Regions from separate parts of the Mus musculus genome. Here region 2 is linked to region 1. A link is a contact called in ENCODE Hi-C data. All regions are on one chromosome and are shown on one strand. Each heading gives the region's core, a stretch centred on a gene start or an enhancer-like site at or near the end of the contact. The rest is flanking DNA. Distances are from core to core; before and after follow the strand shown. Region 1 holds the start of Kif16bos (kinesin family member 16B, opposite strand). Region 2 holds the start of Abhd12 (abhydrolase domain containing 12).

Evidence for each region. A loop is a pair of places that touch in the nucleus more often than their neighbours do.
Region 2: a map of gastrocnemius shows a loop between it and region 1 (8-fold over the local background). The contact joins the promoter of Abhd12 here to the promoter of Kif16bos in region 1. A Hi-C loop is called at or near these places in 2 of 37 maps with a recorded cell type or tissue (T-helper 17 cell and gastrocnemius).

Annotation. Positions count from the first base shown.
Region 1 is chr2:142,899,560-142,906,883 of GRCm38, forward strand. It overlaps Kif16bos (kinesin family member 16B, opposite strand), which reads left to right and starts at 3,406. Exons shown (of 2, transcript NR_131921.1): 1 at 3,406-3,682; 2 at 3,796-4,013. Kif16b (kinesin family member 16B) reads right to left here and starts at 1,905. Exons shown (of 26, transcript NM_001081133.2): 1 at 1,766-1,905. The coding sequence starts at 1,812.
Region 2 is chr2:150,903,255-150,910,818 of GRCm38, forward strand. Abhd12 (abhydrolase domain containing 12) reads right to left here and starts at 1,477. Exons shown (of 13, transcript NM_024465.3): 1 at 1,103-1,477. The coding sequence starts at 1,293. Gins1 (GINS complex subunit 1 (Psf1 homolog)) reads left to right here and starts at 6,340. Exons shown (of 7, transcript NM_027014.1): 1 at 6,340-6,539. The coding sequence starts at 6,465.

The DNA.
Region 1 (7,324 bases), core at 2,156-4,655:
CAAAGTCCAGACTGATGAATTTCATCATCCTTCCCTCATTAGACACTACACTCCTAAAAGACACTTACATCTACCCATATTTAGTAAGTGTTTTCTAAAGTTATCTGATACTATTTTCTAGCATATGTTCACATTGTTCAAAAAGAGAACTCGATGGGCGTGGTGGCACACGCCTTTAATCCCAACACTCGGGAGGCAGAGGCAGGCGGATTTCTGAGTTCGAGGCCAGCCTGGTCTACAAAGTGAGTTCCAGGACAGCCAGGGCTACACAGAGAAACCGTCTCGAAAAAAAACAAACAAACAAACAAACAAACAAACAAACAAAAAAAACTCTTGCCGGGCAGTGGTGGCGCATGCCTTTAATCCCAGCACTAGGGAAGCAGAGGCAGGCAGATTTCTGAGTTTGAGGCCAGCCTGGTCTACAGAGTGAGTTTCAGGACAGCCAGGGCTACACAGAGAAACCTTGTCTCAAAAAACCAAAAACAAATAAATAAGCAAATAAATAAAACCAAACAAACAAACAAAACCTTTTATAATATAAATGCTTAAAAATAGAAACAAAACATTTAAAAGACTCCAGGGGTCTATTTATCTTGTATTGATTGGGTATGTGAAGAAACAAATATTCTCCTGAGACTCACACACACACACACACACACACACACACACTCACTCACTCACACACACAAGTCAAACTCCCTAAAAAGTTTTAGAGGTAATTTGAAAATCACACACAAAATGCACTGACTTTCAAAAGCACTGGTATTTATGGATCTACAGCATGATAATGGTTCTTCTACTTGAAGATAAAAAAAAAAAAAAAAAAATAGACTCAGGAGAGTCCAGTAAAATCTGCTGCCCTAACTGGCTGTCAGAACCAACAAACACTGACCTCCTGAAGTAGACAGCATGACTAAGGGAGAACAGCCATATGGCAAGTCAAATGTCCAAGAACTGAAACAGCAATAAACACGAACTGCTTTGTGTGCCCTACGCCCGTCAACTTGGAGGGCATTCACTTATATGCACGTCATTCTCTGGTTAAGCCCATTTAACCTTCTCAAAAGTTAACTTTCTCAAAGCTTCTTTCTGAACTGATGAGGAAGTCGCTGAAAATGGTTTTCAGTCAATGAGGAGAGGAGAGTCACGATGCAAGGCACTACTTTGTAGGAAAAATATAAGAGGTTACACACTAAGTGTGTTCTCACTTTGTGCCCCCTTAACTTGAGTCAAACACGTGCACGTACGTAACTCTCCTTTCGAGGAGTCAAAACTTTGTTGAAGTTTCCTCATCCCCCATGTAAACCTTAACTTATGAACTGCTAACTTTCTGTTTAGACGATGGGTTCACGTTCAAGGACCTGAAAATTCTCTCCAGATTAGAAGGTAACATGATTAACAGAGACTTTGGAGTTGGCACAAGTGAGCGTGTGTCTGACAGCTCGGGGAACCCCTCACACTTCCATGATCGCCCCCAAGTATTTCACTTCACCAACGTGGTTCCTTGGTGTTTTTTTTTTAAAGGGCGAGCAAGAGAGCCTCACGTTCTGGGATGGGGACTGTACATGGAAATCTCCCCGGCCTCGCGGACACTTCCCCTCAGAGTCCCCTTCAACGCGGGAGAGCTTTGCCCTTCAGGACCGCCAAGGCCACTGGCACGGCCAGGTGGGTCAGGGGTTTGTCCCTTTCAATCCAGACCGGCCTCTGAGCGGGGCTGCCCGGGGTTGGGGTGTGGCGAGGGTGGGGGGCGGGAGGCCCCACTCACCTGCGATTCATGGGCCGGACTCTCACGGCCACCTTGACCGATGCCATAGCTCATCCCGGCCCGGCCCGCGGGGGCTTCCAACAGGCCTGCGCCCCGCGGCCGCCGGCCACTCCAGCGACTGTGCCCGTGCCCGCGCCCCCGCCCACTTCCCTCTCACCCGCCCCTCGGCTAGGGCCGACCTGGAGTTGCTAGGCGGCCACACCTGCCAGGCCACTGAGCATGCCCAGAGCGGCTCCGGCCCGCGTGATCCACGCACCGGGGTTTGGCAGCTGCCTACGGCGCGAAGGGGCGGGGCCCGGAAGTCTGGGCCCCGCCTCTTCGGTGGCCACGCCCCAGCGCAGCCCCACCTCGAAGTCAATGGCAACCGGCTGTGCTGTCTCTAACTCGGAAAGTCAAACCCAGTCAGGCCCAGGACGATCACTGCATTTAGAGCATTCTCAAGGAAACCGAGGAATGGACTACCGAAAACGAGCATTGCAACCAATAACATGGTCCTGACTTTATACGGCCCGTGCTCGTCAACTCATCTGTCTTGTTGAGAAGCGAAAGGTCGTGGAGAACTCTGAGGGACTGCTCTGTTTCTTCAAAGAGTTCTAAGCATGTGTTCTGAACCACAAAATTTAGGGTACCAAGAAAACAAAGGATCGAGGATTTTTTTAGGCAGATAGAAATGTCGTTATATTGGTTGGAATCATATCTAAAGGGAGTTTTTGCATTTTGGGGACAGTTTAGCAATTTAACTTTAGTCATTGGATCAAAAGTGAGGACACCCGCTTTCTTCTTTCTTTCTTTCTTTCTTCTTCTTCTTCTTCTTCTTCTTCTTCTTCTTCTTCTTCTTCTTCTTCTTCTTCTTCTTCTTCTTCTTCTTCTTCTTCTTCTCCTTCTCCTCCTCCTCCTCCTCCTCCTCCTCCTCCTCCTCCTCCTCCTCCTCCTCCTCCTTCTCCTCCTTCTCCTCCTTCTCCTTCTCCTTCTTCTTCTTATTCTTCCCTTTTTTTTTATGAGCTAAAGCCCCTGGCATCAGTGATTTCTTACCGGGCTATCTCCCTGTAAATTCATTCAGTTAACCCTATGCCTTCACCTGTAAGTCACCTGCTGGACACAAAAACTCCAGTATCAACTATCTTCCTCCTGCCCCAGTCAGGGTCGCTCAAAACTTACAGACCAGCCTTCCTCCTGGACCCTGATCTCCTGCCTTTGCACTTGCTGATGGAGTATAAAGCAAGCCTACTGACTTGCTCCTCCTCACCCTCGAGGTCTCTAACGACCACAATGGAACATTCTGTCCTCAAGACCAGCATATCCCCGCTATTATTTCACTCCCGGGCAGATGACTTCGGTTCAAATGGTCTCTAGAAAGCTTAGATGTGATGCTGCTTAAGTCCCTGAGGGGAGCCGAAAAAGTCTCCCGGGTTTTTGGCTCGAACTCCAATACTAGCTTTGAGTCTTCCAGTCTGCCTCGCCTGCTAAACTGGAACTCCAAGGGTTTAATAATAGACTAAGTGAAATAATACGACGGCCAATGTGTGGTCCACTAGTACCAGGAGTCCTCATCTCAGCTTTCCTAGAACCCTTCAAGGTAGGGTAGAATCAGAACGTCCCCTTTGTTCGGAGTCCTACAAAGCCTGGACTAAGGCGCTTACAAGTTTAGAAATGGGCGCAGAGTCAGCCAATCAAGGGCGGGAAAACTCGGAGGGTTGAAAATGGGGCGCATGCGCAATAGCAGAAGCAGCGGGCGGGTCCAGGCACAGCCGCCAGCCAGGCTGCACCCGGCTGTGGCAGCCACGGGCAGGGGCGGAGCCCGCCGTATATGGGAGCTGCTTGGGGACAAACTGTGTAGGGTGCGCTCTCGGGCGGGCAGGGCTTCAACACCCTACCAGCTGTAGAGTCGCTGAGAGCAACCAAGACAACCAAGAACAGGTGTGCGAATTCTGCACTCAACTGCAAATCACTTGTTAATGTGAGTTCCTGTTCCTGGAGGTTTTGCTTGTCCAGTTTGGGCTTATGCAGGCCATTCTATCCATAATTTCCAGCAGCCTACACGTGTACATAATCCTCTGATTCCAACACCACCTTGCGATTTGACACAACCGACAAAGTGCTGCGGCCCACGGAACACGAACAGCAAGCCTGCGGATTTTAAACTAGAAGCAGCGAGGTTTCTCGCCAGAGAAATGACTGAACAGCCACCCCTTGATTAATTTACTCTCTGCACCAAGAAAAATGAATAAACAGGAAGGTTTTTAAGGGCTTGCTCATCTTCTCAAATTCCAATGAATCTCTGGTACCCCTTTCATTTGTTTCTGTCTTTAGAAATTTTAGACTTTTTAAAGTCTTCCAGGACTTAACCTGCACAGAAGCTTCCTCCGGAAGTCAAGTGTGAGGCTCCCCGCGTGAGGCTCCCCATTGACTAACTGCTAAGCACAGCATCAGTTTGGTAAGGACAACTGCCAGGAGAACTGTTACTCAGAAGAATCACCAAATAAAGTCTCTTAAAGCTCCTGAACGTGTATGGGGGGGGGGGGATTACCTCTATATAGTCTCCTCTAATTAAAATAAAATGTGCAGCTGTAGTAACATCTGAAATTTTGATGATACTGGAAATCACAGATATTTAGGGACTGTTGCAGCTCTCTCAGATTGTTCTTCCTTTTTTATTTTGACTTTGAAATTAGGCCAGTTGTGAAGCTGATACTATAACTTGTTATTTAACAAAAGGACACATAACTTCATTATATTTATTTTCTATACTGTGGTTCTTGTTCAGAAACATTGGTTTTTGTTTTGGATCTCATATCGTTTACATGATGGATGTAAAACAGTTATTCTGGGGCTGGAGCGATGACTCTTGCCAGTTAAGAGCACTTGATGCTTTTGCAGAGGATGGGGACTCCGTTCTCCGCTCCTACATCGGGCAGTTTACAACCATCTGTAACTCTAGGTGATCGAATGTTCTTTCCCAGCCTCTGCCAGCACAGGTGCACACTACACACACACATTCAAAAGTAAGTCAGGCATGAATATGTAAAGGCGTGTGTGTGTGTGTGTGTGTGTGTGTGTGTGTAGGCAGGAGGTGACTGTTTTGCAGTAACATTCTGAACTTCATTTATTGTTGAATTTCTTGCTGGTCCTTTTTTTTTAAGATTTATTTATTATTATAATAATACACTGTAGCTATCTTCAAATGCACCAGATCTCATTATGGGTGGTTGTGAGCCACCATGGGGTTGCTGGGATTTGAATTCAGGACCTTCAGAAGGGCAGTCAGTGCTCTTACCCACTGAGCCATCTCGCCAGCCCCTTCTTGCTGGTTCTTAAGCGACCTTATCATTTCCAAATAGGTATTGGTGATTTACAGTCCCTAAGTCTTAACAACTTCAGTACAAAGTGAGAAAACCCAAAACACTATGTTGATTTCACTTCAAAGCATTTAAATCATCTGGGAAAAGCCTCATCAGAAGGAAAATACTATGGACCCATTAGCTATACTTTATTCTTTTTCTAGACTCTAGAGAGTAAAATTGACTTACTCTTTCACAAATAGGACATTTTTACAACTTTGATAAACATATTTAAATTGGGTCTTAAGACATAACTGACATCTCATAAACACCTTTATGTAATAAGTGATACATAAGTACTATAAGCATTATTCACACGGTAGGTATGCTTTTGTTGTTGTTGTTGTTGTTGTTTTGGGTTTTTTGTTTTGTTTTGGTTTTTGAGACAGGGCTTCTCTGTGTAGCCCTGGCTGTCCTGGAACTCACTCTGTAGACCAGGCTGGCCTCGAACTCAGAAATCTGCCTGCCTCAGCCTCCCAAGTGCTGGGATTAAAGGCATGTGCCACCACTGCCCGGCCACAAAAGTATGCTTAATATCTCCTTTGAGGGATGTCTTACAGGAGAAGCTGAAGTTGAATTTAGTTGAGTTGTTCTGGTTAGATTAAAAAAAAAAAAAAAAAAAAAAAAACCTTAAATTTAAACATAGCTTAGGAGTAAAAGAAAACTTTTATCAGACTGGCCTGTGGGCAAGTCTGTGGGGCATTTTCTTGACTAATATGGACAGACTCAGCCCACTGTGGAGTCACCCGGGATAGGTAGTCCTTCATTATATAAGAAAGCAGTATGAGCCGGGCAGTGGTGGTGCATGCCTTTAAACTCAGCACTTGGGAGGCAGAGACAGGCAGATTTCTGAGTCCGAGGCCAGCCTGGTCTACAAAGTGAGTTCCAGGACAGTCAAGACTACAGAGAAACCCTGTCTCAAAACAAAACAAACAAACAAAAAAAGCAGTATGAGGGCCGGAACTCTGGAGGAAGAGGAAAGAGGATCTCTAGGAATTCAAGGCCAGCCTAATCTACATAGTGAACTCCAGGCCAGCCAAGGCTACACTGTAAAACCCTGTTCCAAACAAAGAAACAAATAAATAAACAAACAAATAGAAACTTTGCATGTACTCCAGGCTGGACCTGAACTCATAGAGATCCACCCGCCCCAGCCTGAAGTGCTAGGATTAAAGGTGTGTGTCTCCTCTACCGCCCAACACCCTCAATTCTCTTAATGATAGACTGTGACTCAGAGTTTAAGATGAACACACCCTTTTGGTCATGCTGTTTTATCACAACAATAAGAAACAAACCAGGCAGGAGAGATGGCTAAGTGGTTAAGAGCACTGACTGCTCTTCTGGAGGTCCTGAGTTCAAATTCCAGCAACCACATGTTGGCTCACAACCATCAGTAATGTAATCAGATGCTCTCTTCTGGTGTGTCTGAAGACAGCTACAGTGTATTTACATATAATAAGCAAGTAAATCTTAAAAAAAAAAAAAACAAAAAAAGAAAAGGAACAAACCAAGATGACAGCTAACCAATAAACAAAAGTACTTTCTTGGTTTTCAAAAAATGTACAATAATTTCACAAACAGAAATGTTAGACACCAAATGCAAATCCAACATGATTTTTATTTCGTAAGTTCTGAAACTTAAAGAAGTGGTTAGACTCTCTAGACATACTAAACCTTTAAAAAAAAAAAAACCCTGGCAATTTGAAACACATACTTTAAAGTCTGAAAGAAAACCTAGGCAATAAGGTAACTGTAATGATAATCACACACCCCCTCCCCCCCAAAAAAAGTCATGGTTAGTAATTTCAGTGAAGCTATAAGCAGGTCATCATGAATACCAGTTTTCTTTTTGAGCAAAGTGAATGAAGAAATTGCAGCAGATTCAATTTAATAGAAATGATCACCCTAAATTACAGTCATTTCATATACTAAGATGAAAAAGATTGTTTTCAATTGCATGTAACTATACCTATGGTCAAAAATGGTTCAGAATTGATAGACTTCACAGAGTTGGTGGCAGCATCTCACCTCCTTAAGGGCAAGAAAACACATTTATTCCCCCCTCACCGCCCCTCCTCAAAGGGTAAGGGAAGGGTCTCATGGATGCAGGCATTCTGAAGACAGGCCTTGCAGGAGAGATGGAATTTGAACTGCCAAGATGAGTGAGAGAGGAAATGTTGAGACAAAAGAAATACCTCAGATAAATGTTCAGAGCTGGGAA
Region 2 (7,564 bases), core at 227-2,726, 8.0 Mb after region 1:
CTGACTTAAAGATCTCGGTAGTTGAAGTTCATGATCTTTTAAGCACAGAGCTTCAAGCTCTGATTTTCTTTCTTGGGTAAATGTTTAACATATACAACAAACGATCAATTGATGCAAAAAGAAATGACTGCTACAACTCCTGACTTAGGAACATTGCAAACTAATATTTCTGGTCATACACTATCAAGGCTTCAAAACTGCCAACAGAGATAATAGTCTACAAACTATCAAATTAAGAAACCAGATAGAGGGAAAGAAACCTATTCCTATATAAAACAGGCTACTCAATTTTGAGATCAGCTTTACATAACTGCCTCTTCTCCATCCTAAAAGAAGGATGCAAGTCTAACTCACCGACCAATCCCAGAAGATTCCAGGACCTTACAGAGTAATTTTCAATGACCAATTCCTGTGCAGATTTCAAGTGCTTTGTAACTAACTACCTGCATAGACAACCACCAGTTCTCTCCAACAGCTGAGAATGGATGCATCCATCCATCCTTTCCTTTGGATTCTGAAAACGGCTTAACCCTTGAAAGGGGGTCGGTGAATGCAGCTCTGACCTGCGATTAGCTAGCGAAGGGAAGGACCAGACAGGAGAGTTGCTACTGAGCTCCATATACGGTCAAGGCAAAGCAGGTGAACTGGCTAAGAGCACTTGCAGGGTCTTTGGTCTTGCCGTTCACCCTGCGTGGTCCTCTTCTTAAGGGCAGCCTTTCAAACTCCTCGGGAGACTCTTTCCAGAGCCAGTCAGGAATACTGGGCCCCTGATTACTATGGACTCAACCACTAAGTATCTCTGCAGGCTAACCTGATAAGGATGCCAGCCAGGGTGCTGGGTGGGTTAGTGAGCAGCTCGTGGAGGGGGTGGGAGGGTGAGATGGGGGTTGAAGGAGAGCTCCAGAGGCAGATGTTTGGAGGAAAGAATGGGGTTGGACGGTCCCTGCGGGCCAGACGAGGGGAGGTAGTCTTTAGAAGGGTCGAAGAGGACGCCGGGAGGATGGAACCGTGTGATGCTCCCGCAGCAGATCTCTGAAGGTGGGAGCCTGGGACTACCTGCCCTCCAGGTGAGGGGCCCGCGCGTGTCTGCACCGCATCTCACCTGCCCAGCGCCCGCTTCATGCCCGCGTCGGATGCGCTGTGCGGCTCTGCCGTCCCCTTGCCCGCCAGACGCAGGTTCTGCTTCAAGCTGCAGTCGGCGTCCAGCGCCGCGGCGGCCGAGCCGGAGGAGGACGAGCCTGAGGCGGCGCAGCGCTCATGCTCCAAGGTGACGGGCTCGGTCCGCTTCCTCATCCCGCGGCCCTGTCGGCAGCAGCTCTCGGCGCCCTGGTTTCGCCCGCCCGCCTGCGCCGACCTCGCTGCAGTCGCCGCCGCTCACAGCCGTCACCACCCGGAGCCGGGAGCCCACTGCGGGTCACATCCCAGCCCCAGGCCGCGGCGCCCGCTATGGACCAGCGCCGGAGGCCGGTCGGCCACCGCGGCCAATCAGCGCACGAGTCCAGGAAGCCCCGCCCCAGACACGCCCCCGGCAGCTCCGCTTCACAAGCAGCGCGCCCAGCATCCCCAGCGCCAGCCACAGCCATCTTGGAGAAGGGCGGAATAAGCTGAAACTGCGGGTCATTTTCAGGGCAGGGCTAGTCTGAAGGGTCTTAGTGCGTTTACGAAACGGATTAGGGCCAGTTTGGATTCTCCTGCTGGGTTGCTTTAGGTGCAACTCAGGTGCCCTCTGCCTACGAACTGAGGCAGGCCCTATCTAAGATCTAAGTGGTCCGAATGGGGAGGGTGCTAGGGAGTCCTTGAGGGCACTAGCTCCGTTTGCTGGGCAAAATAGGCTCTCTCTACTCCCTCTTTAGGGCATTTGGCGCCCCTAAAAAGCTAGAGCCCCAGATGTTCTCTAGATTTGATATACTCAACAAAAAAGCTTTACAGAGAGAGAGAGACTCCAGTAGCTAATGTATTGTTTAAACAAGTTTATATTTACTTTTTTTTTTTTTTTTTTGTCTTTTCGAGTCAGGGTTTCTCTGTGTAGCCCTGGCTGTCCTGGAACTTACTTTGTAGACCAGGCTGGCCTCGAACTGAGAAATCCGCCTGCCTCTGCCTCCCATATATTCACTTTTTCTTTCGCTGAATGTAAGAAAATGAACTGCCTGCGTATGCTTTGAAGTCTTCTATTAAAGTTTGGATCTTCATAAGAACGATTAGGACTGGTAAGAAGGCAAGGAAATCCGTTTCAAAGAGGAATTTGCACTCTGACATCCAAATTTAATAATTCAATCCACCTGAAAAAAAATGAAAGGACACGTTGTAGCTTTTAATAGTTTTTGTTTTGTTTGATATAGCATGCATTTTACTAATGAGTTACTTTTGTAATTTCAACATGCATGTAATCAGTTTGAAAAATATTGGCAACTGATAAAGATTTAATAGGAACTTAGAAATGTAATGGATTATGTTGTTGCCTTTGTAATGATAGTTACAACTTGCAATTCAAGAATTTCTTTACCATTTTTGCTATATTATAACCTATGTTCATACTGTATGAATATCTACAGTCTTTAAAACATCAACAAAATAGTACTATAGATTTGAATATTCAAAAAGGAAATTAAATGCTTAAAGATAGTTTTGACCTATCAGTCATAAAATCTTTATAGAAAAACAAAAGAACAAATAGCCCTGGTAGGACATGCCTGAAGTTATTACAGAAGCTGACATCAGGAGGGTTGCAGATTGGAGGCCAACCCAGGCAATTTAGCGGCTTCTGTCTCAAAATAACACAAATAAAAAGAGCTGAATATAGCTCAGTGATAGCATTTCCTCAGTATACCTGAGGATTGGGGTTCCATTATACAGAGGAGGGGGGGGGGAGGAGGAAGAAGAGGAGGAGGGGAAGAACTGGAGGGAGGAGACAGAGAGGGTGTAGAGCTAGATTTTGTCAATATGATCCTTATCTCTTGGTCTCCTAATGTTTAAATATGCTTCCACACTGGGTACGCTCCCATTGTATCTCTGGGTCATACCCTTTCTAGATCTAAGGCTCTTTATCAAATGTTCTACTTCTTGTTGACGTCTAATAGGCACTCAACCCTCCTAGCTCATCCCCTTTCCCTCCCAAGAAATGAATGGGAACTCCATCCTTGGCTTTCTTGGAGTCAAGACTCTGGTTTCATCCTTGATTTTTCCTTTTTTTTTTCTTTTTTTATGACACCACACCCGTCATCAAGTTTTACATCAGCCCTGTATCAAAAATCCAGCCTCTAACCAGTTCCTATCTCCTCCACCAATCCCCACCTTGGACCAAACAAACAGCCATCATTCCTCACTTGGATTTCCTTAAAGGTCTAAGAGGCCTCTTGCCTTCACTTTTGTTTTGCTTCCTTCTGTCTAACATCTGCCACAGAACTGAATCTGTCACTAAAAACCCTTTGGTTGGTTCCCACCTCTCTCAAAACTGGAAGCTTGTATCCAAAAGGCTCTACAATAGCCTACCTGACAGAGCTCCAGCCCCACTTCTCAGGATCAAACTTCTCCCAGGATCACTGCCTCTCTCATGGTCCTTCACAAAGCTACACAGCCCCTCCCCAAGACCTTTACACTTTGATTCTTGTTGAAAAACCCTGCCTTCCTAAAGCCTACTATCTACAGAGTTACACCCCTGCCCTATGAGAGTTATGTTTGCCGAACACTTACTCAGAACTCTCAGACCTTCTCATTTTTGCTGCGTTCACCTTTCTGGGTTTATCCTGGCTAGTGCGTAGCACCAAAATACTTGACATTGATACATCTTTATCTGTATTGATGTTTTCCACACTGCAAGATAGACTCCAAGAAAGGACCTTGTTTACTGCATTATCTTCAGTATCCGGACCAATGCTTGGCTCATAGTACACACTTCATAAATATTTGCTGAAGGAAAGATAGAATCATCAAGGCTGCGCATGGGTATTCTACTGTTCCCATTTTAAAAGTAAAGAAGTCTAAAGGTCAATAAAAGACTCACCTCCTAGCTGAAATTGAAACTAGACATGGATGAAACTACTGGTTTGTGAATCATAATCCTATAGCAGTATTTTGAGAGTTTAATAGACACTATAGTACCTAAGTATCCCTAATTGACATAAAAAGAAAATCCCTATTTATTTAGCTATCTACCTACTTACCTATCTGTTGCTTTCTGAGACAGGGTCTCATACTCTAGCCCAGGTTGGCCTGGAACTCTCTGGAATACTCTTGCTTCAGCACCTGGAGTGATAGCATTACAGACATGAGGCACAACAAACACCTCAACAAGTGGTTTCTTTTTAAAGTGGGGGCATTGTCCTGTTTGCAGCCTTAACAGATCACGCCACACTCCAAGCAGCCTCCCTTCCTCCAGGAACAGCTACAGGAATATGACAGACCAGTGCTTTGACTCTGAAGTCACAAAATCTTGCCTTCCCCAGCTGACCCAGAAATAGAGGCAAACTGACTTTAAGCAGCTAGCATGTAGCATGAGGTACTTTCCATGCCTACTACCTTGTGGCTTTGGACCACCTCCTCCCTCTGCAACTTTTTTTCTAGGATCTCTGCTTAGTTTGGTGGAACCGAAGTACCCCTCTTCAGAGCCCTACCATACTGTATGTGAATTGATAAGTAGCAAAGCTCTCACTTGAAGAACAGTTTGTCTCAGGACCTCTCTCTGAAACACCTCTCTCAACATTGTCCAGTTACTCTAACAGTCTTGTTAGCTACATTTGCAAAAGAACAAGACAAAAATCTATTATTGTTTTATAGACGTTAACACTTTTTTCAAAAATCAGCTAAATAGTAAGGCAATGTGGCACACACCTTTCATTCCAGCACCCAGGAGACAGAGGCAGGTGGATTTCTATGACTCTGAGGTCAGCCTGGTCAACACAGTAAGACCCAATTTCAAAGGGGGTGGGTGTGGGTGTGAATGAAACAAGTAGGTTTTATGGTATGGTTTTATCTTGGGTTGTGAAGGTTAGAGAATTTTTGTCTACTTGACACAAACGTAATTATATCTGGGAAGAGGGAATCTTGAGGAACTGCCTTCATCAGAATCGCTTGGCCACTCTGTAGGAGTATTCTTAATTAATAATTGACTTGGGACAGCCCAGACCACTAAGGGGAGTGTCACCCCAAGGCCTGGGAAGCCATGGGAAGCCAGTAAGCAGCCTTCTTCCAGGATCTCTGAGTTCCTGCCCTGAATACCCTTTATGGCATGGAACTACAACTGCAAGCTGAAATTAGCCCTTTCCTTTTTAGTTTATCTTTGGTCATGGTGTCTTATCACAGAAACAGAAGGCAAATCAAGAGTATTTTTACTGTTTTTTGTTTGTTTGTTTTTAAGATGGGCTCCTTTAGAACTCCTGAACTGAATTGAAGTAATCTTTCTCTGTCACAAAAGTTCTGGGATTGCAGGCATTCCACCATCAGTTCAGAACCAATTTTAAAACTGCTGTTATCTGCGACATTTTCCAGTTTGTGAATATTTTTAACTGTTTTAAAATCAAAAAGTGCCAGAGCAGAAAGTGCGAAGCATAGAGATCCCATTCTAGTCAGTTTATGAGCCATGTGACCTGCAGAGAGTTAACTGTTTTCGTTTACCAGTTCTGCATACTAGTAATCTCTTAAGGAAAGTTGTGAGAATTAACTGAAATATATGTCATAGTTCCTACCATACTAAAAGTACCCAATAAAAGACGGTTTCTCAGGCTGGGGAGATGGCTCAGCCGGTAAGAGCACTGACTGCTCTTTCAAAGGTCCTGAGTTCAAATCCCAGCAACCACATGGTGGCTCACAACCATCTGTAATGAGATCGGACGCCCTCTTCTGGTGTGTCTGAAGTCAGCTACAGTATACTTACATATAATAATAAATAAATTACAAAAAAAAGACACCCCTCCAATCCCCAAGTCCCTGTTTAAAAAAAAAAAAAAAGGTTTCTCTTTAATGTTAAACAACCGGCACTGCAAAACTCAAACACTGCATCATAACCAGTACTTTCTCGACTTTTCTTCAACCTAAAGGTGCCTCTTGCAATCTAAAGATAATAAATTCAAATGGAAAAAATAAAAAGGAGGAGAAGAATGTGCACTTTACTTTGCTGGACAATCGAAAACAGCCCTTTGTTTCAGCCCACAATCTTAGACGCAATTTACTTTCTGGCTTTGCCAGGGAGGAAACCATTCTCTTTAACCCCAATTTTCCTGAAGCTCAGTGAGGTTGCTCAATAAAATTAAATGTCCCTTCTCGGCCACCGTAGCTCAGTTCTCTCCCACCCACCATCCCCACCCCGCACCAGTGCACTTCTATTGGTTGAGCCTATTTGGCGCCAAAGCGAGGAGCTGGTTGCTGGTGTTGTGCGACTCTGAACAATAGAAGTGCCGCGGCCTGGGAACTAGCGACCGTTTGGGGTGACTTGGCAGTTGACGGGACCACGGGACCCGGGCGCGTCCGTCATGTTCTGCGAAAAAGCTATGGAGCTTGTCCGCGAGTTACACCGCGCGCCGGAAGGGCAGCTGCCGGCCTTTAATGTGAGGAGCGGCGGCCGGGAAGGGGCGTGTCGAGGGCCAGGCCTGGGGGCCTAGGGCGGGGCCTCATGCCTTGGGGCGGAGCCTATGCCTGCTGTTGCTTGCTGGAGGTTTTTTTTTTTTTGTTGGTTGCTGGGCTAACTTTATCTCTTTGCTAGATTCCGAGATCGGAAACAAGTTTGAAACGGGGCCAAATCGTAGGAAGAAAAAGACTCATACTTAGGTTACCTGTTGATTTGGTGACTTGCCCCATCTGAGCGTTTCTTGTTTTCGTTTTTTGAGATAAGTCCTCATGTAGTCCAAGCTGGCCTGGAACTCTATTTAAAAAACAAAACAAAACAAAAGAAATTATGAGTATGTGTCTCACTTGCATGAAGGTGCTTCATGGAAGCCAGAAGAGGGTGTGGGTTATAGGTGGGTTGTGGGTGCCAGAGCCATCCCTCCAGATCCACATGCATTTTTATAGCCAGCTTCTTGATGAGCCAGTAGCATCTTAATATAACCCCAGTAGTTCTGGGGATTGCTATGAAGCTGTGTCCCAGCTTCAGCCTTTGTAAACCATAGATTTGCTTTTCTTGTTTGTAGATTTTGCCTCTCCCCCCCATCGCCCCCCCCCCCCCCCCCCCCGCGCCCCATGTATCTGGGTTCATTCGGCTGGCTAGGAGCTGACACGTCATGGAACAGGGCCATGTGGAATCATGTAGAATGCAGTCTTTATTTCTGGCCTCTTTTGCTCAGTATAATGTATTTGAGACTATTCTAATATTCAGTAGTTCAGTAGTTTTATAATGCTTGTTTTTTAAGGATTTATTTTTAAATTTTGTGTGTATGAATGTTCTGCGTGCATGTATATATGTGGCAGCGTGCATGCCTGGTGTCCACAGAGGTCAGAAGAGATCAGTGAATTCTCCTGGAACTGACGGTTATAGACAGTTATGAATCACCATATGGGTGCTAGATGTGTCGAACCTGGGTCCGGTTAAAGGAGCAACCAGTGCCCTTAATCACTGAGCCATCTCTCCAGCCCC